2 separate regions of the Homo sapiens genome follow, and region 2 is linked to region 1. Evidence: chromatin loops called from intact Hi-C (ENCODE). Cell type or tissue: CD4-positive, alpha-beta T cell. All regions are shown on one strand. Each heading gives the region's core, and the rest is flanking DNA. Links, peaks and the distances in the headings are about the cores only. Region 1 has its middle 66 kb from the start of CXCR4. Region 2 overlaps DARS1 (aspartyl-tRNA synthetase 1).

Region 1 (16,684 bases), core at 3,475-11,474:
CATGTTTTCACTTGTAAGTGGAAGCTAAACACTGCGTACTCATGACCACAAAGATGGGAACAATAGATGCTGGGGACTACCACAGAGTAGGGAGGGAGTGAAGGGGGCAAGGGCTGAAACACTACCTATTGGGTACTATACTCACTACCTGGGTGAAGGGATCATTTGTATCCCAAACCTCAGCATCACACAACATACCTTTGTAACAGACATGCACATGTTTCTCCTGGATCTAAAATAAAAGTTGAGAAAAAGAGAACCCTCTAGCTGAAAGTGTGGTGAACATTCCTGCAAAACGTACATTTCCTTGAAAAGTCTGGATGTGGGCGTGTTCTGATGATAAGGAAGTTCTGTCAGCCATATATTGGTCCATGCTTTCCTGAAGTAGCCCAACTCCCTAGCACAGATAGACACACAGAGGAAGAGTGCCTCAGAACAAAAATAAGTTTTCAAAACAAAAAATATCAAGAATTACAGAAGTCTGGAGGGGAAACTCATGGTCAAAGCAACGTGTTGATATAGAAAATAACGAAAGATACAAAGAAACCTCACAAACTAATTTTTGCAGGCTATTTAGTCTTTACTGTTGGCTCTGCTTCTGGAAGGAGAACACAGTCATGCATCTTGCTTTGTCCTTCTTCAACAGTTCAATATAGTAATGAACGTGTTGAATATCTACTCTGTGCATATCTAGCATGACTAAGGAAATGAATATGACCACGACTCTCTTCAGAATAACAAACTAGTAGGAGATAGAAATATGTATATGACTGCAAAGACAGGTAAAAATAATGTGCTCCCAGCAGGAGCTATAAACAAAACGTCATAGGAGCCCAGAGAGTGCGTGGTAATTGTAGACTAAGAAGAATCACTGATGTTCTTCATGGAGGCTTTTGCATTTAATTAGGCTTAAAAAAGTGGGCTTCAACAGTCAGATATGGCAGGGCAGGAAGGACTGGTGGGAGGAAGAATGGGGTTTATGAGGAATGAAGGAGGGGAGGATATTTCGGGGGGAGAGAATGGCTTGACTGAATCCACAGAGTGACAGTACATTAGAAAACAGTTGAGCTGACCCTAGAGGGTATGGCGTGGGGCTGGAGATGTCTGGTTGGGGATAGAGTGCAAAAGTACTTTCTGAGCTCAAATTGTAGAAGGTCTTCAATTCCATTTAAGGCGATTGGATTGGTTTCAAGTAGGCTGGTCCGTGGGGTGGGAGGTGGGAGTTGAAAGTCCATGAAACTCAAAATGCTTCATCATCCTCAAAACTCATAATCTTTTTGAATATTTAATTTATTTTTAGTCTATCCTTCTTAGGTTCATTTTACAGAGTAGTTTTGGTAGATGTTTGTCTTTTTTTCATTTCTGTATTTGTAGCCTTTAGCACACAGCCTACCACATACAGACATTCAACAAATTTGTTGAGTGTTGTTCACTTCCTCTCAGGCCTTGTCTATACATAAATGGAAAATGTCTATCAGCACACATTAACTCAACTTCACACAAGTGATCAATCTGGACCATTCAGGCTAAACGACCTTTCTCACCAGCCTGTATTCTAACCCATCTGCATAATCAAGCCACACTTCTAATTTGTCTTGCTTTTAGGGTTGTAGCCAATTTAAGTTTCTTTTGGATTTTCTGCTGGATTGCCAACATTCTATTTGGTAAGAAGATAGCCAAGTTAGATAATTGGAAACAAAGAAGAAAAAAATGTTTTCCACTATGAGCAGTCCTTCGGTTCCTCTTAATTTTCCTGATAATTGCTTTAACCCTACACTTCAAGTTGCCTAACTGTTTAGTTTCCACATTTTAGGGTCCAATGCACAATTCCTTGAAATTCAATTGACATGTTAACTTTGAACCTTCAAAGAAGAAAAGCTTTCACTCCCACATGGTCACATATGCCTGAACTGCTTGCCTCTTTACATACAGAACAGGCTTGGTTGCCTTTGCAGAAAATTAAATAACTCATCTTTTTTACGCAAATGCCAAACATCAAAAGGGCCAACTACCTACTGAGAGTAGTGTTCAAAGACCAGCTTAAAAAATCAAGAGATGAATGAAAGCCAAGGTTTTTGCACAGCAAATACTTGCAAGAAACTTCTGGTAGTCATGGAGTAAAATCCCATTTTCATAGTTTCACTGTGCTTTTAGATATGTTGGGCTGGGTTTTCCCATTGCTTGTCATATTCTCAGGGATAAATTGGATGCTTATGCTGTTTTGGAAATGGTATTAATTTAAGCCTCTCTGATGAGATATGCAGTAAAAATGTATCATAGTGCTGATGTCAGGGGAAGGGAGATGACACTCCTGTGGGAAGATTTGTATGACCCAGGGTATGGCTAAGTCCATAAAATGCTTTCCATGGAGCAGGATTGTACTGCAGGAGCCTGTGGGATTAGTCTAGTTTATGTCATCAATTAAAACCTCCATCTTCCATGAAACCTTCTCTGTTTCCCATTGGTTCTGGGCTGAGTTGGGAGCTGACTTGGACCTCACTCCTCCATGGCTTTGCATTCTGTCTTCCTTTCTGGCTAAAGTGCCAAGTCTCTGCCATCAACACCTGTTTGTGCCAGTGAAATACAATACTCTCTTGCTCTGTTTTTCTTGCTTCCTTCCTCTTTTCCCTTCCTTCCTTATTTCCTTCCTTCCTTCCTCCCTCACTCCCTCTCTCTGTTTCTCTCTTTCTTTTTCTTTCTTTCTTTCTTTCTTTCTTTCTTTCTTTCTTTCTTTCTTTCTTTCTTTTTCTTTCTTTCTTTCTTCTCTCTCTCTCTCTTTCTGTCTTTCTCTTTTTCTTTCCTACTAGTAGTAACCAAAGATGCATTTGGAAACATCTTTTATTTGTGTGAGACATAAATGTTGCCAGTAATAAAACTCAAAATGGACAAAAAGTATTAGAACCAGACTAATTTGGTGAAGGAGGGGGGCAGAAATGAGGATAAGAGTGCAAGGCATTGATAGCTTCACCTTTCTGCTCCTGACTGTGCTGTGCTAGAGTCTGTGTGTCCCTCTGCCAGACCAAGCCTCTGTCCCATATATAGTCTTGTTGAAGGGGCAGGTTTTATCCTTGTGACCTTGTTCCTCCAAGCATAGCTGTATGTATGGCCAGGTTTTATCCTTGTGACCTTGTCCCTCCAAGCATAACTGATTGGACTAAGATAGGATACTTGTGTCAAAAATAGACAAGCTATAGGCTGGCCAGTGTCCTGTGGTATGGCCTAGCAGAAAAAGATGAGCTGGGTCAGCTACCGTCTTCCCCTGAGGGATTTCAACAGGGACATATCGAGAATTTCTAGTGGGAGCTGGAACTAAAAGTTCAGTAGATTAAGAGAGACTTGAGATATCTTAAGGGAGTCACATTGATGAGGAAGCAGAGACTATGAGGCAGATAAAAGATTGTAAAAAGTTGAGCACTGGAGTAAGGATCTTTAAAACTGTTAATGAGGGTCTTTACAGCTTCCCTGGATTTAGAACTACTGTTCAGAACTACCTTCTGTGCAGTCTGACCCTGTTCTTAAAATTTTATGAGATTCTAACTTCCTTCTAGCCATGTGAATCCTTACAGTAAATCCTTTCCTTATGCTAGTCTGTGAGTGCATATTAGAAATGCTTTCAGCTGCAAGTAACAGAAAATTTAACTGGCAGTGTCTTAAACACAGGGGCATTTATTATTTACTTAAGAATTCCAGTTACAGTGTTGGTTCTGCAGCTCAATGATGTCATGAGATACCCAGGAGCCTTGGCCCATTCTGCTTTGCTTTAATGCCTGATGTTGTGTAGTTTTAGGTGTCACATGGCAGTGACTAAAGCAGATGGAGAAAGAGGTGGGACAAACAAACTTTCTCCTTGAATCCTTATGATAATTTTCTTAAAAAAATCAAGGAGGAAAATCTTCTTAGAAAGACCCTGGCAGATAGCCCCTGGTGTCTATCAGGACTGGGTGGTCACCCTGGGTCAGTCACTAGCAAACAAGATTGCAATGGACATATTGCATTAGACCCATTGTGATTCATGTCCTGGGGCTGGGCTCATTGCTGCCCATCAGAAATTGGCATGCTGTTAGCAAGAAGGGAGAATGGCTATTGGGTAGTGAACCAGCTGATGTGGCTTGGGTTCTCTGGAAGCAGATTCACAGATGGAATTTGGGATGCAAGGTGTTTACTTGGTTTGAAACCTGTAAAAGGAGAGAAGCTTAAAGACACATAACAACAAAATGTAATGTGGCATCCTGGATGTGATCCTGGAAGCATCAAAGGACATTCAGTAAACACTAAGGAGAACTAAATAAACTACCAACTCTAGTTAATAGTAATGTATCAGTATTGCTTCATTAATTGTAACAAATGTATTATACTAATGTGAGGTGTTACTAATAGGGAAAACTGAATGAGGGCATATGGAAACTCTGTGCTATAGTCTCAGTTTTTCTGTATATCAGAAACTATTCTTTTTTTTTTTTTTTTTTTTGAGACGGAGTCTTGCTCTGCCACCCAGGCTGGAGTGCAATGGTGCAATCTCAGCTCACCACAACCTCTAGCTCCCAGGTTCAAGCGATTTTTCTGCCTCAGCCTCCCGAGTAGCTGGGAGTACAGGCGTGTGCCACCGTGCCTGGCTAATTTTTGTGTTTTTAGTAGAGATGAGGTTTCACCATGTTGGCCAGGCCGGTCTTGAACTCCCAACCCCATGATCTGCCCGCCTTGGCCTCCCAAAGTGCTGGGGTTACAGGCGTGAGCCACCACACCCGGCCTCAGAAAGTATTCTTAAAAGCAGTCTATTATAAACAAACCAAAACCTGTCAAAAGAAGGGAGAGGTAACAGGATTGGGCAGAAGAAAAAGCTGAATCACAATGCAGGACCATGGAAATCTCAGCTAACCCCTGGGGAGCTCTGGAGAGACTATCGTCCGACTGTGTTTCCCACATTGAACGGAGCTGTCTGGGCCTTTATCCTGCTGCCTCACTCCATCACTAGGTGTGGACTATGCCAGGAAGGCACAGTCTTGGGCAAAGTGGCTCTTTCTAGCTGAGGCTGACATTGAAGAAACTGACAGCTGAAGGCCATCTGTTGGTCACACTCCTTGCAGCTGGGCAGCAAGCCCCTCCTTGACAGAGAATCTGGGTGGCACATGTCTGTGTCCACTACATCAGCAGTGTCTACCTCGGTGAATCTCTGTAGTAGACATGGAGATGTGCCACAGATGATCTTCAGCAAGGACTTCCTGTTTCAGCTGCTGGGAGGGCAGCCATTCTGATACTGGGAAGGAAGGGCCTAGGCAGGAGAGACACCAGTGAAGATGCTAGGAATTTCCTATCAACCATTGCAGCCATCTCACAGTCACGGGGTATCTGTGACCATGGAAACAATGCAAGAATTTCCAAGAACTATGCTATGGGGTCATAGTCTCAGGCTATTTATGAAATGCATTTATTCTGAAATTGCATGTGCAAGTTGGTTGTTTGGAACCCTAAGTACATTTTTTTTTTCATAGAAATAGTAAGTAATAGGTTTCCTTGTAAGCCCACAAAAGACCACAATGTACCTGAAGTATAGCATGATTTCAGTTTTACCAATTGTTATTTGTAAAACTGTGTCTTCACAGAAAGGTACATTCCAGGAAGGGACACGCCTTCCACTATAGGTGGTCATGGATAGATCCACACAGAAGGCAGCACTTTATCTCTGCATTGCAAAAGATAATCAAGTAAGTTAGGAGCTCTGGATTATGGTTCTGGTTTGGCTGCTTTCTTAACACTGTTAGAGTGTCTTTTTCTGTTCTGTCAAAGGATGGGGCCTAAGTAGATCATTTCTAGAGCCCCTTCTGTCTCTAGCATTCTGTATCTCTCTAGAGCAGTCATATAGATAATCGGAATTCAGAAATAAAAAAACATTTGCATATAATAGGGCAAGAACATGGCTAAACATTCATATTTGTCTGGGTCTTCTTCATAGCACAGTATTGCATAGTGACATAATTAGTAAAACTGGGCCTCTGTGCTAAATTGAATGTGGATTCCCCTGCATAGGACAAAAGGACTCTGTGTTTCTCCAAACGACTGGGCTTTGTTAGATCAGAACAATGTCTTAGGGAATTGGGTGAAGAATGAAACTTCCCCTCCCTCCAGGCCCTGCTCAAGCTTCCCCTACAGTAGAAGGCCACTCCTCAATGCTATAGGAAATAAAGTTCCTTGTAGTCACACAAGGCAATTGGGAGCTGCATGGGATCTGGGCAGACCCACTCATTTGCCCTGCCCCAGCCTGGTGACACCATCACCACTCTTCCCTTGGGGTATCTAAGGGAGGACCTGCATCAATGCCCTCAATGTATAGGTTTATTGTGACCATTTGCTCAGGACAAAGGTGTGTTGGTAATTTGTGGTTGTTAATATTCACAGTAGAGTATAATTTTGAAACTCTCATTTCCACATATAAGCTACAAATTAAACAATTTACCACAGTTGTTAGAAGTTTCCATATAACGTTATTTGTAGGACAATAATGAATAGACCATAGCTACAGTTATCTAGGTCACAGTCTCAACTTTGGAATGAAATCCAAGGGTAATTCAGGTTGGTATCTTGGACTTTGCCTGAGTTGTCTAGGGAATCAGACAGAGCTGACATGCTTCAGAAACATGTAACATATACTCTGCTTAAATGTATGGCTTAAACTCTACTGCCTGAGATCACATGAAAATTTCATTAATCACTGACCTGTGCCATGTCATCGAGTCTCCTTGAGCTTAATGTGAGTCATTGAACCTTGTTTAGCTTCAGTTCTTCATTATGAAATCAGGGATGATAGAAAGGTTCCAAAACAGTGGGGTGCTTTTATATTTTTATCTTTTAGTCTTTTGGATGGTAGAGTCTTGGTTCCTTATGGATACCTTGCTACAGAATAAATCTATAACTAATTCTCCCAAATCTTACTATAGCCAGAAGTTTCAAAATGTTCTCCCTGGTGCATCTTTTTAATCAATGCTATATCTAATAGAAAAGTGTTTATGTCTCTGTTACTCAAGAAGAATCAAACCATCTTCCTTCTCCTTTTTAAAGTCATTTCATCTGTCTGATGCAAATATCAGTGTGCATCCTTCTCTCTTCTACTCCTAGACAGACCGCAGTGTGGCCTAACACACATGCATAGAGATGGGGTCAGGCCCCCCCTGCTTTTAGCTTTGGTTTTGTCACCAACTAACTTTTGGGTCCAGCAAACAGTGGGTGCCCAACACATGTGAAATGTGAGTTTTAAAAATTCTCTTGGCCTCGATTTTCTTTGTTGTCAAATAAGACAGTTTTCCACTGTGGCAGGTACTGTTGATTAACTCTATAGTCATTTCAAACACCCTTTTCCTGTCTACTTCTCAGTATAGAATAGAGGCTGGTAAATGACATATGACTTCTCTCAGCCTGTCTTGCAATTAGGTGGCTCATGTGACCTAAGGGGCTGTTTGCTGGAGGGTTTCTGGGAAGAGTTATTTTCCTAAATAAAGTGATAGAGACATGGGAAAACAGCCTGTTCCCTGCCTTCACCTTCCTGCCTTGAAAGCAACTGTGGGGGAAAGATGCTTGGAACTGGGATGACCACTTTATCTTGTGTAAACACATGTGAGGATGAAAAGTCAACTCTCTGAGGATGGGGAGCCTTGAGACAGCAAGAGCCTGGGCCCTTGAGCACCATTGCTGGGCCATTGCACCAATCTCAGAATTGCTTACCCATGCCCTTCTTATTACATGAAGTGATTCCATGTCTCTAGCTCTTAAACAGAGTCAGGTTTTCTCTTTCTTGCAGCCAAAGTCACATCTTAAGTGATTGTAACCACTACAAAGTGATACTCTCTAAAGTCACTTTGTTCTAAGACTCTCACAGTATGTACTGAACCAATTTTTTTTCCTGGTATTATATCATTATAGGTGAGTTTCATTTCCTTTCCTGTGTTCTCTAGTAGAGGTGGTAATGAGCAGTGAAATAACAAAGAAGTTGAGAATAGGAGAAAAAAAAAGTAAGGAATGAAGACTTCAAAATAACTCCCATTTAGGTACTTAGAAGTTAATCATGAGTGGAATACACAGAGGGAGCTGGGCTTGGCTTGACGGGGTGATCTCCACTTTCCTTCTCTATTCCCAGAAGACTTAGGAGGCTCCGTGAGAGGGAGAATGAGATAAGAATTTTAGCAACTTACTCTCTCCACCCTGTGAAAGAACTTCTGCCTTGGCAACACCCCTCCCCAAATAATTTTCACATAGTCCAGATGAGTGCCTTCCCATACACAGGATGAAAGATCCAGGGAAAAAAGTCATATCGGGACAATGGAGAAAAAAAATTGGCTTTGCCTCTGCATTGTGTGTCTAATCCTGGTTCTGATAGCCCTTTACAAAGTTCCAAAAAGTGAAAAGCAACCGTGGAAACACCTGTTGGAAACCGTTTTTGAGCTGTCCACGTTGGTACTGGCTGGTTTCCTCTGGGAGGCTGAGTGCTCAAAGCATCAAGAAGGCCAGAACAGAGAACAGAATTTGTACTCCATCATCTGTGAAGGCTTTACTCTATTTCAGTAGCTGTGAATAAAGGGGCTTTCCGTAAACATACGTTATGACCATAGATATCAGGTTGACTAATACAATTCATGGCTCTGGCGCTCTTCCTATAATCCACCTGACTCGAATACTCAGGGTGTGCCTTTTGGTGAGTTCATATGTTTGAGCAGTCAAAGCTTTATAGTCCTCACCAAAAAATATGTTTTTGACTTAATAGTTTTTAGATAAAAAATTTTCACAATGGATGAAGTAGTCTAAGACATTGATAAAACAAAATTATGTTAAAAAGTTCTCGACCTTCCTGCTCTTTTATGTTTTTCTCGCTAATCTCACACCTTGCTAATCTCTCACACCTCCTTTACAGAGGTGTAAATTATCTTCTTTTGGGTGCATGTACATCAATTGACACATTTATTTAAATTTAAACTCAGAGAAAAAATGCACTAGCTTTTGAGTTTAGAGTCAATGTGAGACCTCAGGTCCAGAGAGGTGAGCGGCAGTGGAAGAGGTGATAAAAGACTGATTCTGTGCTACTTTTATCACCTCTCTGGGCTTGAGCTCCTAATCTGTGAAGGGAGGCAACTATCCTAAAATTATCTTTAGGATGATTCATTACAGCTGTAACATGCAATGATTCTATTAAGAGTCTACTGAATAAGGCTAAAGCTATTCATTATTTTTTTTCTAAGAAGTTTTTTAAACTCTTAAAATGATTTCAAAGGAACAAATCCCTTGTAACTTGTAACTTCAAAAAGATTTTGAGTAATTGCTTTTTCATCACAATGTTTTCTTTAGGCAATGTACTTCTTGAACAACCTCTTGCTATATTCCTTTGGTGCTTGGTTTCTCTTTTAAAATAGTGATGCCTGCGACTGCCTATAATAGAGCAGCCATTTTTAGTTACTACTGAGGCCAAGCCTTTCTTTGTTGAAAATAGTTTTATTTTTTATTTTTATTTTTTGAAACGGAGTCTCACTCTGTCGCCCAGGCTGGAGTACAGTGTCGAGATCTCAGCTCATTGCAAACTCTGCCTCCCGGGTTCAAGCAATTCTCCTGCCTTGGCCTCCTGAGTAGCTGGGATTACAGGCACATACCATCATGCCTGGCTAATTTTTGTACAGTTAGTAGAGACAGAGTTTGGCCATGTTGCCAGGCTGGTCTCAAACTCCTGACTTCAGGTGATCCACCCACCTTGGCTTCCCAAAGTGCTGGGATTATAGGCATGAGCCACTGTGCCCAGCCCCCTGAAAATGGTTTTAAATGCATATTTCAGTGTGTAGATTATAGTGAAGCCTGAGGATTTGTTTAAAATATAAACATGATGCAAAAATTGATTTTAGATTTCGCCAGCATATTGTTGTTAATTGGTAGAAGCATTAGAATTGTATGATAATATGTTTACAAAGTTCATGTCAACTTTTATGGGAAAGCTGTGCATTCTTTTGTAGAAGACCTTATGAACCTCAAGCTTGTAAGTAATAGCTATCTTTTGTAAATAAGTTCTAGCTGTGTGCTAAGTACTTTATGACACCTGAGAGAAACTCAACTCATGATGATGACAGGGATGGTGAAAGTTGCTACATTAATTGAGTGCCTACTGTGTGCCAACAAGTGATTATATCCAGCATTATTTCTAACTGTTTCAATGTTAATATGAAGAAAGCATTATTAGCTTCATTTAACAGATAAAGAAATTGAGACTACTGAGACTCAGCAACGCTGGGGAGTAACACTGGCATTTGAACTCAGGTCTGCCAGACCTCTTCCACCATGCTAGGCTGAAAGGCTTTTCTGCTGATGGCTTTTGCAAAAATCATTCATGTACACTAGGAGGCCTAGGTGTGCAAAGCTATAAGATAAGCCATCTGAATGAAAGCTCCATTTTAGTAAAAAAGAAAACACTAGAAGAAGGGGGACATGAATAATAATAGCAAACACTTGTAAAGTCCCCCTTTGTATGAGATACTGCTCTAAGTGCTTTGTGACTACGAACACATTTAAAGTTGATGACAACTTTATGGGATAGGTGCTTTCATGGTTACCCTGGGCTTCCAGATTAAGAAACAGAGACAAAGAGAGGTTATGCAGCTTGCTCAAGGTCACCCAGCTAGTAAGTGGTAGAGCTGGGATTTGATCTCAGTAAATTTGGCTCCAGAGTCCATGTTATTAACCCCCTCACTCTGCTACCTTTGTCTTATGCTTAATTCCTATTATCAGGTAGGAATCTAATGGCAGGTCCTGCTGAGCCACCTGTAAACCAGCACAAGAAGGCATTTGAAGATCCCTTACATGTCCATATTATTTCTTGCTTGGAGTGGAAGGAAGGAGTATTGCCCCGCCTGTGGCTGGAAGAAGGCTGAGTAGCCATACAGTTCCAAAGCAACACCGTCTTCCTCTTCTGGGTGGGTTGGGTAGGGCACCATGATGATAACCTCTCTTTCTACATCCAGTCCCCTCCACATGCTCCCCTCCATAGCCTTAAAACAGGAAATAACCAGCACCCCAGTGATTTTTGTGGTGGTGGTTACTAGGTATACATAAGTATAAGATATTATCTCTAACCTTTAGGCGTTCATTGGCCAGTCACTGAAAGAAAGGAAAAAAAGAAAAAGAAAAAAGGAAAGAAAGGAAGAGAAAAATAGAAGGAAAGAAAGAAAGGAGAGAAGGAAAGAAGAAAGGAAGAAAGGGAGAAAAGAAGAAAAGAAGAAAGAAAGGCCAGGCACAGTGGTTCATGCCTATAATCTCAACACTTTGGGAGGCTGAAGTGGGAAGATCACTTGAGTCCAGGAGTTCGAGACCAGCTGAGGCAACATAGGAAGATCACAGAGTCTCTATAAAAAATATTTAAAAATTAGCTGGGTATGGTGGCACACATAGTAGTCCCAGCTACTTGGGAGGCTGAGGCAAGAGGATTGCTTAAGCCTAGGAGGTCAAGGCTGCAGTAAGCCATGATTGTACCACTGCATTCCAGCCTGAGTGACAGAGTACAACCCCATCTCAAAAAAAAAAAAAAAAGAAAAAAAAAAAATAGAAGAAGAAGGAAGGAAATGAAATAATTACACAGCATTAAGGCCAATGTGATGAAGAACCAATGTGGGCTATAATTGCCCAGGAGGGCTTCCCTGGAGATGTGGGGTTAATCTGAGCCATGAAGAATGATTATGGGTTGGCCAGGCCAGTTGGGGAGGGAAGGATGGCCAGAGGTAGAATGAAAGGGAGAGGACAGAGAGGCGCCATGGCTGAAGGGACACCATCCTTCCTTCCTCTCCCGCTGCATCCATATGACTTGTGTCCTGCTGCTGCTGAGTGCCAGTGGGTAAATACCTTCTCTAGAGCCCCAGCCCCTCCTTCGGCTCAAAAAGGTGAGTAACTAACATACTTCTTTGTGAAAAATGGGCGATCTAGACCTTATGAAACATTAATTTTCTAGTGTGTTCTCTATGAAGAAATGAAAACTCTGTATTTGAAGAAAGTCAAGGAAGTAGCTACAATACAGCCAAGCATTAACACAATGCCTGGATGGTTAGAAGTCTCAGGCTATTTAAAGACCCAGTAATTAACATAGTGCAATAACATAAAATAGGAAGGGCTACAGTTTACTCTGCACACAAGAACTCTTGGCAGCCACATGATTCCTTCACAAAAATACAATGACCAGTAAGTTCTGCAGATGAGTTTTCTCATCTATAAAATGGGTATAGTAACTGTATCCACCTCACTAGGTTGTTGTAAAGATTAAATGAGTTAATATACACAAAGTGCTTAGACCAACCCCTGCTGACTTATACACTGAGAAATGTTCTTAGGACAAGATGCTAGTTAGCTACAGAAGTGACACAGACCACATGTGAAGTGTGTGTTGTAAGTGGTAAATTTCAGAAATGGGTCCCAGAGGGGCAGATTCTTTTCCGAGGCATAACGGGTGATATGTAGGAGAAGACATGCTAAAGCTCCATTTCTTTTCGGTTGTAAAATGAGTCACCTTTTCTAAGAAGTGTTACATAAACCAGGTTTGGTTCATTTGAGCACGGTGTGGTATATAAGAAATAGAATTTGCTTTATTTTAAACCGTTTTTTTTTAACCAATTGGTAGTTGTTTAACAAAGCTTTTTAATATTTGATGTGAAGCAAAAACCAATGAAAGTCTATAAAAAATAATCCCAATATGATGACTCAGTAGCTCTCATTCTATTTGAAAGTGATCTGCACTTGGCAGGGGGTGGTGGGGGGAATGAAATCAGAAGGATTACAAGGGAGCTTCAATTAGATCTGTAACATCTTATTTTTTAAAATAAAAGAGAGCAAAAAGGCATAATACTAACATTTATTTAATCTGGGCACTATTAGATTATTTCCTTTGCTATTCTGCATGTTTGAAAAATTTTATTTTTCATCTAAAGAAATGTAGCCTTCAGCTCATTTTCCTCTCACCATATAGCTAACTTTACACTATATTCCTGCTCCCTACCCCCACTTTGGTTCCACAGATCTCTTCATCCCTTCTAGAAACAGTAGAATGTTTTGCATCTGTCTCTTTGGGGATTTCCACTTCAGCCTGACCAGTTTCGGTAAATGCTAACTCCATTTTTCCTTTCATCTCAGCCAGCACACTTTGTAGCGACTATTCACAGGTCTTCTGAGGGTGATATATCTGCGCCCCAGTGTCACAGCAGACACAAAATCTAGTAAAAATGAAATTTCAAGGGTGGCCTTGATCAGTATGAGTGTCAACACTAGGGACAGCAGTGGATAAGTGTGGGTAGAAGCATTGAGGGAGTGAGACAAAGGTGGAGATGAGGAAAATGTCACAAAAGGGCAGAGGCTGACAGTGGGGGCACTTGGCAGCCAGTTTCAGGTCTACCCCTGTTGCCTCGGAGATGGGAAGGCAAGTAGGAGGCAATGTGTTGATTGTATAAGAGCTTGTCAGATGACTTGTTAGCCCAGCTGGCCATCTACCTGATGCTGACTTGGGTCAACATGCAACTAGAACTTGGTTTCTGTAGAGGAATAAGGTCCCCTGAGTTGCAAGACTGTAGGAATAGCTCTACCGTGCTGGCAAATCTGTAACTAGCAATGAGTCCAGTGGGTCCTACCAAATGCTTATCGACTAATTAGATGACTGATTTAGTCTGTTTTGTACAGCTACAAAAGAAATACCACAGATTGGGTGATTCATAATGAATAGATATTTATTGGCTTTTGGTTCTAGGGGCTGAAAATTCCATTATTGAGGGGCTGGCATCCGGTAAGGGCCTTCTTGCTGCATTATCCATGGTGAAAGGGCAAAGAGAGGGAGGCAGTGAGGGAGGGAAGGATAGAGAGAGAAAGAAAGAGGAAGATGTGCAAAATAGAGCTGAACTTCTCCTTTTATAAGGAACCTACTCCCATGACAATGGCACTAATTCATTCAGGAGGGCAGAGCCCTCATGGCCTAATCCCCTCTTAAAGCACCCACCTCTTAATACTGTTACAATTGCAATTAAATTTTAACATGAGTTTTGGAGGGGACAAATGTTCAAACTATAGCAATGACCATTGTCAGTGCTGATGCCACCCATAAATACTAAAATTGATAGTAGCATTTTAGTATATATAGACTTATTTATGTCCCTGTTTCCCCTGTTGCACAGACTGACTAGGGGCTGTGCTCCCTGGCTGAAATGTTAGGACCTGTGGAAGCATGCTTTAAAGCTTGTCTTTCCCCCTTCACCAGATCAGTTTTCCATTGAGTTCTCATGGTGAATCCTTTTTAAAATGTAAGGTCCTGAAAGAAAGAATCCATGTGTTCTCAAGTTCTTGTATGCCCTGCCAGGACCTGTGGGCTTTCAACAAAAGTCATTTGAGGAGTTCCATTAGGTTGGCAGATACAAAAAACAGCTGTGCTTTCCAGAGAGAGAAATCTATGACTGCTGAAATCTGCTATCTTTGACTCTGCCTTTGCCTTTTATCTTTTCCTTTAGATAACAGGCTTTACTGTTTTGCATTTTACAGTCATATAAACTAATTCAGGATCACCCTTTGGCTGTTTTGCCATCTCAATGCACTCAATTTGAGTTGCTCCCTTAAAATAGCTGGCTTCCAATTCTTTAATCATGAATTCCAAATGACATCTTAAACTTGCTTGAGAAAAAGTTGAAAAGGACATTTTTGGAAATGTACAAATTGTTACTTATTGATTTACTTTTATTCAATAAAAATATGAGAGGCCGTGCCTTGGCTGATCCTGATCAGTTGCTTACCCATCTCTCTCTCTTCCTCAGTTTCTTTCTATGCAAAATAGAGCCAGTAATGGTACTTATAGCTTGCCATAGAGATTAAAGGTTTAACATAAAACACTTTCCCTTAAGAATATGACCATCTAGTTGGGGAGATGTTGACTATAAATAGATGTTAAATAAGGAAACAAAGCTGAGTTGCTAAGTGAGTATATGGATGGCAAATGCTCTGGAGCAGTTAGCCCTTCTCTCTAGCTGAGTAATGATTTCTCCATGAAGTCCTGTCCTTGTTCTACTGTCAGACTAGGTGGAGCCTCCTGCAGAGCTTCCACTGGCTGGCTGGACTCCCAGCTCATCCAAAGACCCCACCTGTTCCCAGTTCTGCCTAAGCAGCAGCATTCCTGGCCAAGCCCTGAGCTTCAAGGCTGATGGTGTCCACTTCCCCTTCAACCAGCACAGCTCTCTCCTTCTCTAAGAAAAGTGCACCTTCCTCTCATTCTTACATAAGGCTTGTCTAGTGAGAAAGTCCCTCTCTGGGTTGCCAGAGGCAAAAGTCTTGGTTGTTCTTTACTAAAAACTTGTAACCAGCTGCAACCATTAACAGATGTCAGACTGAGAACACCCATTAGAGAGTGCAGAGCTAGCGAAGGGTGAAGGGTTTTTTTTTTTTTGCCCCACTCCTGGAAAAGGACAATCAGCTTTTGACATTAGTCAGGAACTAAGCCCCTCTATAGTCTAAATTTATTTAACCTAAATTTATTTTAGTTCTTTCTCTTACTCTTGTCTTTGAGGTTGCCAATTTTAGATATACCTACAGTTTGCCCTTTAAGCCCCAATTGTATGTACTTTTATTTTCTTTGCTTAGCTAGTCATTTTATTCTCTATGATATTTCTTTTTCCCTTTTTTCTTTTTTGAGATGGAGTTTCACTCTTGTTGCCCAGGCTGGAGTGCATTGGCGTGATCTTGGCCCACTGCAACCTCCACCTCCCTGGTTCAAGTGATTCTCTTCCTCAGCCTCCAGCGTAGCTGGGACTACAGGTTCATGCCACCACGCCTGGCTAATTTTCATATTTTTGGTAGAGACAGGGTTTCACCATGTTGGCCAGAATGGTCTTGATCTCCTGATCTTGTGATCCGCCTGCCTTGGCCTCCCAAAGTGCTGGGATTACAGGCATGAGCCACCATGCCAAGCTCCCTGTGATATTTCTAAACATATTCTCAGTAATCTCTAATGCTCACTGCAGGACAGTCTGTGCCTATATTGTTATTGCTTGCTATAATGCAGTTTCTGCCATCTTCTTAAGGTTACAGAATGAACCAGCCTTGTTTAGGATATTTGGAATGACAGATATTAGGTGAGTTTCTTATCACCGCGAGGCATTGGAAAGGTAAGGTGAATGACAGGTACAATCTGAAAATTAAACAGTTTGTAGCACTTGTTTTTTAATCAGAGTTCAGCAAGAGTACATGATGTTTCCCATGGAGCCTCAGCATCAGGCGAAGGCATAGAGCTGTCACTCAACCACACGATGGCTATGAAACAAAAGACTCTTCCAGTTTATTAATTTAAATAGGCAAAACGAGCCAATTCCTGGCCCCGTTGTAATACAGAGTAGAGATAATGTACACATCCCAGACTCCCAGGAACTGGAAGGAGGCCATCCTGGGAGAGTGGGACTGTATCTCACCATTAATGCCCCACCCCCCAACTCCCAAATATGGGCAAACTCTGGTTAAAACAAACATCAAGGACAAAGATGTCTCAGAAAGGAAATGAACTGAGAAGCCCGGGCAAAGCCTCCTCCATCCAGCTGCCTGGGAGGGAGAGAGGTGGTGGTGGCCAACATGTGAGTAGTTCTTTCTCTCTTCCCTTCAGAGCCTCCATGGGAGGTCTGGATTCAGGGTATTCAGTTTCTACATATTTTGACAGGGTGTG
Region 2 (8,000 bases), core at 1-8,000, 90 kb before region 1:
CCTTCCATAGTGCTGGGATTACAGGTGTGACCAACCGCGCCCGGCCTGTGATAACTTATTTTTTAAGCCAGAGTCTTGCTCTGTTGCCCAAGCTGGACTGCGGTGGCACAATCACAGCTCACTGCAGCCTGGATCTCCTGGGCTCAGGTGATTCTCCCACCTCAGCCTCCAGAGTAGATGCGACTACAGGTGCATGCAGCCATATCCTACTAATTTTTTTTTTTTTTGAGACGGAGTCTCGCTCTGTCGCCCAGGCTGGAGTGCAGTGGCACAATCTTGGCTCACTGCAACCTTCGCCTCCTGGGTTCAACCGATTCTCCTGCCTCAGCCTCCCGAGTAGCTGGGACTACATGTGCCCGCCACCATGCCTGGCTAATTTTTTGTATTTTTAGTAGAGACGGGTGTTAGCCAGGATGGTCTTGATCTCCTGACCTCGTGATCTGCCCGCCTCGGCCTCCCAAAGTACTGGGATTACAGGTATGAGCCACCACGCTCGGCCGACTAATTTAAAAAAAATTTTTTTGGTAGAGATGGGGTTTCGCCATGTTGGCCAGGCTGGTCTCAAACTTCTGGGTTCAAGTGAACGGCCCATTTTGGCCTCCCAAATTGCTGGGATTACAGGCATGAGCCACCATGCCCAGCTGATCCAAAATAAGCGTGGTGAGAAGTATGCACTACTCAACAAGGCACAGACCAGCAGTTCTAAAACTACTCTATAGGTTCTCTTTAGTGGAATAAAAAATGTCAGCAAACCCCATTAATCACTTAAATAAGTTCTGTCATGTTACTTAAAGACCTACAAATACCAAACTACTGTAAATGCTTATGCTTATAGCCCTTAACTTTAAAATAGAAATAAATTTTTAAATAAAAACAAAATTCAAATTAATAAGTAATATTAATTTTTAATTTCACTAAAACTAAATTGCTGACATTTGGTTTACTCTATAAAGCTTGTAGCCTTAGAGCCAGTTCCATAATTAATTTGTTTCTGTATTCTGACTTCAATACTAGTAATGGGAAGAATACCTGTTCAGTTACCTAAAACATTAACTTTGAGGTAGAGTCAGGATATTTCAGCTTCACAATTAACCAAAATTCTGCAAAGAGTAATCTAAGAATGACAATTTAAATAAAGTATCAGTCAATCATTTTATAAAACTGTCTTACTTATGTGAAAGTTAATGTGGCATTGTTAGTTAAAATTTGTATCAAATGAATTATCAAGTATCTGAACTTAACTGGAACTAGAAATAGAAACATTTTTCCTTGCATCCAACTGTTATACTACTAGTGATCTGCTGCCTAAACAAGTGACCTCAAAGATAAATGTATGAAAGCTACCTTAATTTTTGCTTTCACAATTTTAGCGCATACCCATTTTATGCGCTAAAACACAGTTAACAATTTTTAGGAAAAGGATTTTAAAAGACAAAGAAAAACCCCATATATCTTTTCCCTAAAAAAGTTCTAAAAAGTTCTTGCCGAAGTCTAAAAGTAGACTTCTCCTACCAAGAAGGATCAGGATTTCTGAACTATCTTAGAAGTATAGGTTACATCACACAGAAAGGACAAACTGACTGACCCATCTGGAACATAAAATCATGTTCCTAAGAAAATTATCTTAACCAACTACAAAACCTAAAAACTCATCATTTTTTGCCAACGAGTCTTAGCCATAAGAATTTTCCTTTTTCGCAAGATAGCAAAAGCCATTAACCCACCTACTGGTAATTATTCAGGCTCGATTCCTTAACATGCTAGTGCCAAAAGTTTAATAATAGTTATCTATGTACCACATGTTGAACCTATTGTATAAAATTGGCTCCATTCACTTACATATAACCAGTGACAAGGTTTATAATTTGGAACAGCTCAACCTTTTCCTACACATTGCTACTTTATATAAAGTCCATTTTTTAAAGGGACTAAAAATAGCTGCATGTCCTTTGCTTAAAAAAAAAAAAATCAAGTCACAATTTAGTTAAGCCTGAACTGCATCTAGATCCTTATGGAGTTCCACTTCAGGAATTAAAAAATCTAGGCTAAATTACCTATATTCTTCCCTTGTCTAAAAGAAAGATCACCCATGGCCGGCTGCGGTGGCTCATGCCTGTAATCCCAGCACTTTGAACAGCTGAGGCGGGCGGATCACCTGAGGTTGGGAGTTCAAGACCAGCCTGACCAACATGGAGAAACCTCGTCTCTACTAAAAATACAAAAGTAGCTGGGCATGGTGGTGGCATATGCCTGTAATCCCAGCTACTGGGGAGGCTGAGGCAGGAGAATTGCTTGAACCGGGTAGGAGGTTGCGATGAGCGGAGACCACGCCATTGCACTCCAGCCTGGGCAACAAGAGTGAAACTCCGTCTCAAAAAAAAAAAAAAAAAAAAAAAAAAAAAAAAAAAAAAAAAGATCGCCCGTATATCATCCCATTTGGATGAAAGCCTTTAATAAAATAATGATAAAAAGATGTTCTTTAATTTTATGAGGGCATTAGTGAACTAAGTTCTGTTTGGGAGACCATTTGAAAGTAGCTCTTTTAGCTATTAAGCTATGGTTGACATCTGATATAGTCAATCGCTGTTATTTAGTCAAGTCCCAGGAGTTTCTGAGAAGATCCAAAATAATAGGAATAACTTATTTGCGGAGTACTTTAACGTGTCTGCTTCTAAACACATCACATGGATTAACCGTCCACTTGTCAGTAGAATGCCTCTCACTGAATATTATGGGTAACTGGGATTTTCAAAAGGCTTTTCCACTGGAAGCTTTAGGAATGTAACGCCGAGGTTATAATGCAGTTTAATGGAAAAATATATTCTCTATGTAACTGTCGGCTTCATGTATTAGTTTTCAAAACCAAATTATTATACAAAAGTTGTTTGTTGATTTGAGGTTGACTTTTTTCCAGTATTTTTCAGTATATTTAATAGAATTTAGCATCTATGTCTGCGGTTTCCAGGACCATCTTTTTTTCTTTTATAGAAGGTTCTCTGTGCAGATAAAATTTCTAGGGACCAAGCTCATTTATGTTTGACTTCATAGGATACACACTAACCTTAAAAGGTTGGAAGACAAATGCACCCCACAAGCACACACTCTAACCAGGAGACGAAACAAGCAAACCTAATTACCAGAAGACACACGTAGAAGAAAAGTGGTCATCTCTGGGCAGCACTGGGAGATAGGGAGAGGTGGGGCTACTGTATTAGTAGTATTAAAATACTACTGATCTCATCAATGAATCGATACAATTCATGGCACTTAAGTTCTTAAATCCGAGTGCAGGTATTACTATGACGTAATTTGATAAATATCTAAACCAAAACCAGCTGCTGAGCATCCTTTATATGTATAACATTGTGCTAGAGGGTCAGGGAGGGCTGAAAGCTAAATTACGATATTGAATTAGATAATTTTTAAGTTTCTTTCCAATTCTAAAATTCATAATTCCATCTGTATTAACTCATTCTTAGAAAGCATGCATCTAAAAAGCAAACATTTAAAAAAATCAATAGAAAAAATATATCATTTACTCTGATTGAATTCTTTCTTTTAAAAAACACTTACACACTATGAAATTACTTTATTACTTAAAACACAAAGACCATCCATTTTCTCATGTTTTCTGAGATCATTATCATGGAAATAAAATTCTGATGAAATTGAAAAAAAACATGAAACAAAATTAGCCACATCACCACTACCAAGTAAAACAGCTCTCATCACCTTAGAGCCACTGCACACACAACCACACTTCTATCTCTATATCTGCCTCCTGCAAGCTGAACAAAACAATGTGCTGCTTCTACGGGAACTCTGAGCCAGACAGCCCAGACTTTTACAGGAGGAAAAAGCAAGTTTTACCTTTTTTCTCCTAAACCCTTTTGGTGTCAAAGCTAAAAGTTGTAAAACATTTGTTTTACTTCCTTCTGGAGGCAATCATTTGCCAAACTACATTCTTTTATTTTATATACTTTTATTTTTTGGTTAGAAAACTTGTTGCTCAACATGCAAATCTCAAACTGGGGGAGGGAGGGAAGGAGGGAGGAAATGAAGCTCAACAAACACAACAAAATAAAGTTGCTCTGCTATGTTGAGGCTGCCAGGCTTTTTGTTACTCTACTTGAAAGTAAATGTGACTTGTCTGTAGAGAGTGCTGCTTCAGCAGTTCCAAATGAATTTCAAGCCTGTGCTCCATATTTTCTCTTTTGTAAGTTTAATGTATTCAGCAACACTGAACTGACAATTTAAATAACTACATTTTTAAACAAACGAAGCATTGATGTTAATGTATGAAAATGGTCCAAACCCCTGGGAGTCTTGGTTCCCACCATTGTTTATTCTGACAACAGGATATAATTGCTTACTTACTTGGCAGCAAATTTAACCATCTGCTTGCTTGCATGGTCTCCCACCGCCACAAGAGCCTGGACATTAAACTGCTGCTGACGTAGGACTAAGAAGCACTGTTTCCCTGAAAAAGACAGAAAGAACACAAATGTATTAAGGACACGCAACTTCAGGTTTTACAAAGAAGGAAAATGCTCTCTACTTTAAAAGTGGGCCAAAATTTACTATACTCATCAGGCACGCATGCATGTGTATACTATCCATTTGGCTTCCACAGACAAAATACTCACACTCAACTGACAACCCTTAAAGAAACTCAAGTTCCTATGATGAGTAACAAGAAATGCTTTCAACTTGTTATAAGAACACAGGCAAATCACCAATTTCAAAAAAACTTCTAAATCAAGAAAATTATTTTGTCATTGCATTGATTTATTAAACAAATTTCAAGTAACTTGAGATCACTTTCAACATTCATTCAATAGTTAGTATATTCCACATGCAAAGGCACTGTACTACTATGGAAGTTTCAATACTGCAACCACAAAAGTGCTAACACAGTGCTTAAAAACAAGGACACAAACACTATGGGGTGGTCCATCTACAGAGTTTCTTCCTACCAAAGTACATTTTAAAGAGCATTTAAATTGACAGGCTAGTGCCTTTCATGTTCTACGTTCTTCATTTTTCCTTTATCACCTTCCTAGTCCTTCATATTTTATGAGTCTCGCATTTTTTTTTACTCCAAATAACTTATATTGTCTATTAAAGATCATTTTCTTCAAGCCCTATAACCAGTTTTATTTTTACATATCCTGGGCCTCTTTATTCCTTCTTCTTTGATAAAGAACTGTTACTCCTTATTCTTAACCTTCTGAAAAACATTATTCATAATATATTTCGTTATTATGTATCCTTGTGACATCCCTTTTTCCTCCAAAGCAGATCCTTCTTAAGTCTCTGATCAAATTCTGGGAAATTACTTCTTCATAAAAAATGGGTTAATCTCTCCAAGACCACTTTACACATCAGATTGTTTTGTAAAACATCACAAGATTTTGTTTTTTAAACTGAGCATTATATTTTACATTTAGAATGGGCCTTAACCAAAAGAAGAAAGAAAAAGGAAAGCAAAAATGCAAGCAGACTTACAGTTACTACTTTCAACATACAGTATTTTGAAATGCAAATCAGATAGCAATCACAAGTTAAAAAAGACAGGTTGCAAACAAAGTGTCAACACAGACATAATCTATTGACTTTAGAGTCATATATGATTGGCAGGTTTTTAACCACTAAAAAACACTCTTAATTTTCCCTTTTGCTTTGGAGGATGATCCAGTCACAAAGTAAAATCCTAAAAAACGAAGTTGTATTAATACAGGAAACAAATTCAAAGGAGTTTTAAAATATTGGAAGGACAAAGGTTATTACCACAGAGAAACTTGCAGATGAATAAAAATAACATTTTCCTAGGAACTACTACTGAAACCACAGCCACGTTACCCCACTTAGAAAAGTATGTTACTGTGAAATGGAAGGTAATGTGCACACGACAGTGCTAGGCTAAGCCATAATGTAGTCAGAGTGTATTAGCTACTCTAATAGTCCAGACAGAAGCAGCACCAACCTAGCTGCCTCACAAAGCTGTCCAGTGATAATTTCAGTGCTACACAAAGACCCTGGAGAAAGAATGGAGAACTCTAAAGGACTTACAAAGGGTGAGCACAGGATAAGTCTATGGGTCGGCACTAGGGGGTAACAATTAGTGTGTCTGGTAGAAAAAAAAGTAAAAGCTTTGAAATCAAAAGGCCTGGTATCATATCCTATCACTTCCTATGAAGGGGCCTGTGGGAAAATTATTAAACCACTTTATATCTCAGTTCTTCATCTGGAAAATGGAGACGGTAAGAGTCATGAGGTTTTCTTTCATAATCATAAGGATTTTATAATATGTTTAAAGTTGAGACGGAGCCCAATTAATGTTAACTATTAATGACTTTTTTTTTTTTTTGAGATGGAGTTTTGCTCTTGTTGCCCAGGCTGGAGTCCAATGGCGCTACCTCAGCTCACTGCAACCTCCGCCCCCCGGGTTCAAGCGATTCTCCTGCCTCAGCCTCTTGTGTAGCTGGGATTACAGGCACGTGCCACCAGGCCTAGCTAATTTTTGTATTTTTAGCAGAGATGGGGTTTCACCATGTTGGCCAGGCTGGTCTCGAACTCCTGACCTCAGGTGATCCACCCACCTCAGCCTCCCAAAGTGCTGGGATTACAGGTGTGAGCCATCGCGCCTGGCCTATTAATGACTTCTTTTTTTTTTTTTGAGATGGCATCTCGCTCTGTTGCCCAGGCTGGAATGCAATGGCATAATCTCGGCTCACTGCAACCTCCACCTTCTGGGTTCAAGCAATTCTCCTGTCTCAGCCTCCTGAGTAGCTGGGACTACAAGTGCCTACCACCACACCTGGCTAATTTTTGTATTTGTAGTAGAGACGGGGGCTTCACCATATTGGTCAGGCTGGTCTCGAACTCGTGACCCCAGGTGATCCACCCGCCTTGGCCTCCCAAAGTGCCGGGATTACAGGCGTGAGCCACTGCGCCTGGCCTTAATGACTATTATTAGTAACACCACTACCACTGACTACTTATTTGATGATTAATTATCATTCCTTTTTCACAGCTGGATGACTATATACAAAAAGTATGCAGGGCGCTGGGAACACGAACGTAAGTATTTGTTAGAAAATCATGATAGACTCTTACATGAGGAAAAAGTGATAAAACCATATGTAACGTGTAATCCCAATTTTGTTTGTGTAAGAAGTATATTAAGATTGATCATATGGGGAAAAAAACCACCAAAATGTGGCTACCAATGAATGGTGAAATTATAGGAAATTGTTCTGTCCCTGTATTTTTCTGTATTTTCTGAACTTTCTACAATAAATATGCACTACTTTTCTAATCAGAATAAAAATTTTTTAAGAGAACTATACACTCACAGGTAGGTACAGAAGAAAGGTAAGGGCTGAAAGGAAATTTTGGCCAAGTTCAAAATTAAACACAAGCAGTAAGTAGAACCCGGGAAGTTTTAGACAGCTAAACATAGGAGCAAATGTACCTCCTAAGATTTGCATGCCTGCTAGAGAAAAGAAAGAAAATCAACGGTTATAAGTGAAGTGAAGGCCAGTCATGTTGGCTCACGCCTGTAATCCCAGCACTCTGGGAGGCCGAGGTGGGCGGATCACTTGAGGTCAGGAGTTCGAGACTAGGTTGGCCAACGTGGTGAAACCCCATCTCTACTAAAAATGCAAATATTAGCCGGGCGTGGTGGCAGGTGCCTGTAATACCAACTACTTGGGAGGTTGAGGCAGGAGAATTGCTTGAACCCAGCAGGCGGAGGTTGCAATGAGCTGAGATCGTGTCACTGCACTCCAGCCTGGGTAACAGAGCAAGACTCCACCTCAAAAAAAAAAAAAAAAAAAAAAAGAAGTGAAGAATGTTCACTATACCCTTTAAATGTTTACTGTGCTTATTAGATTTAATTCTAAAAAATTTTTCTTATTAAAAAAAGGCAACAGATGGGGGAGGAAGGGAATGAAGTAGTGAGAACAGTCTATGAGCATATTGTTTTACAAAAACCT

The links. Peaks named below come from ENCODE experiments on the same cell type or tissue, not always from the same donor. Only the 100,000 strongest peaks of a DNase experiment are listed, where the experiment ranks them.
Region 2: it touches region 1 in a loop (3-fold over the local background); 3 of 110 quality-filtered maps call a loop at or near these places.

What each region holds. Positions count from the first base shown.
Region 1 is chr2:136,044,043-136,060,726 of GRCh38, forward strand. No RefSeq gene overlaps it. Among named protein-coding and RNA genes, the nearest start is that of CXCR4, 66 kb to the right of the region's middle. RefSeq lists enhancers at 7,013-7,062, 7,083-7,202. In CD4-positive, alpha-beta T cell, for the core only: no CTCF peak of the experiment used is centred there; DNase peaks (open chromatin) are centred at 7,809 and 8,549; H3K27ac peaks cover 2,995 bases.
Region 2 is chr2:135,957,019-135,965,018 of GRCh38, forward strand. It overlaps DARS1 (aspartyl-tRNA synthetase 1), which reads right to left. Exons shown (of 16, transcript NM_001349.4): 4 at 4,378-4,480. Among named protein-coding and RNA genes, the nearest start is that of DARS1-AS1, 24 kb to the right of the region's middle. RefSeq lists a silencer at 3,707-3,907 and an enhancer at 3,943-4,444. In CD4-positive, alpha-beta T cell, for the core only: no CTCF peak of the experiment used is centred there; DNase peaks (open chromatin) are centred at 3,763 and 4,063; H3K4me3 peaks cover 532 bases; H3K27ac peaks cover 3,577 bases.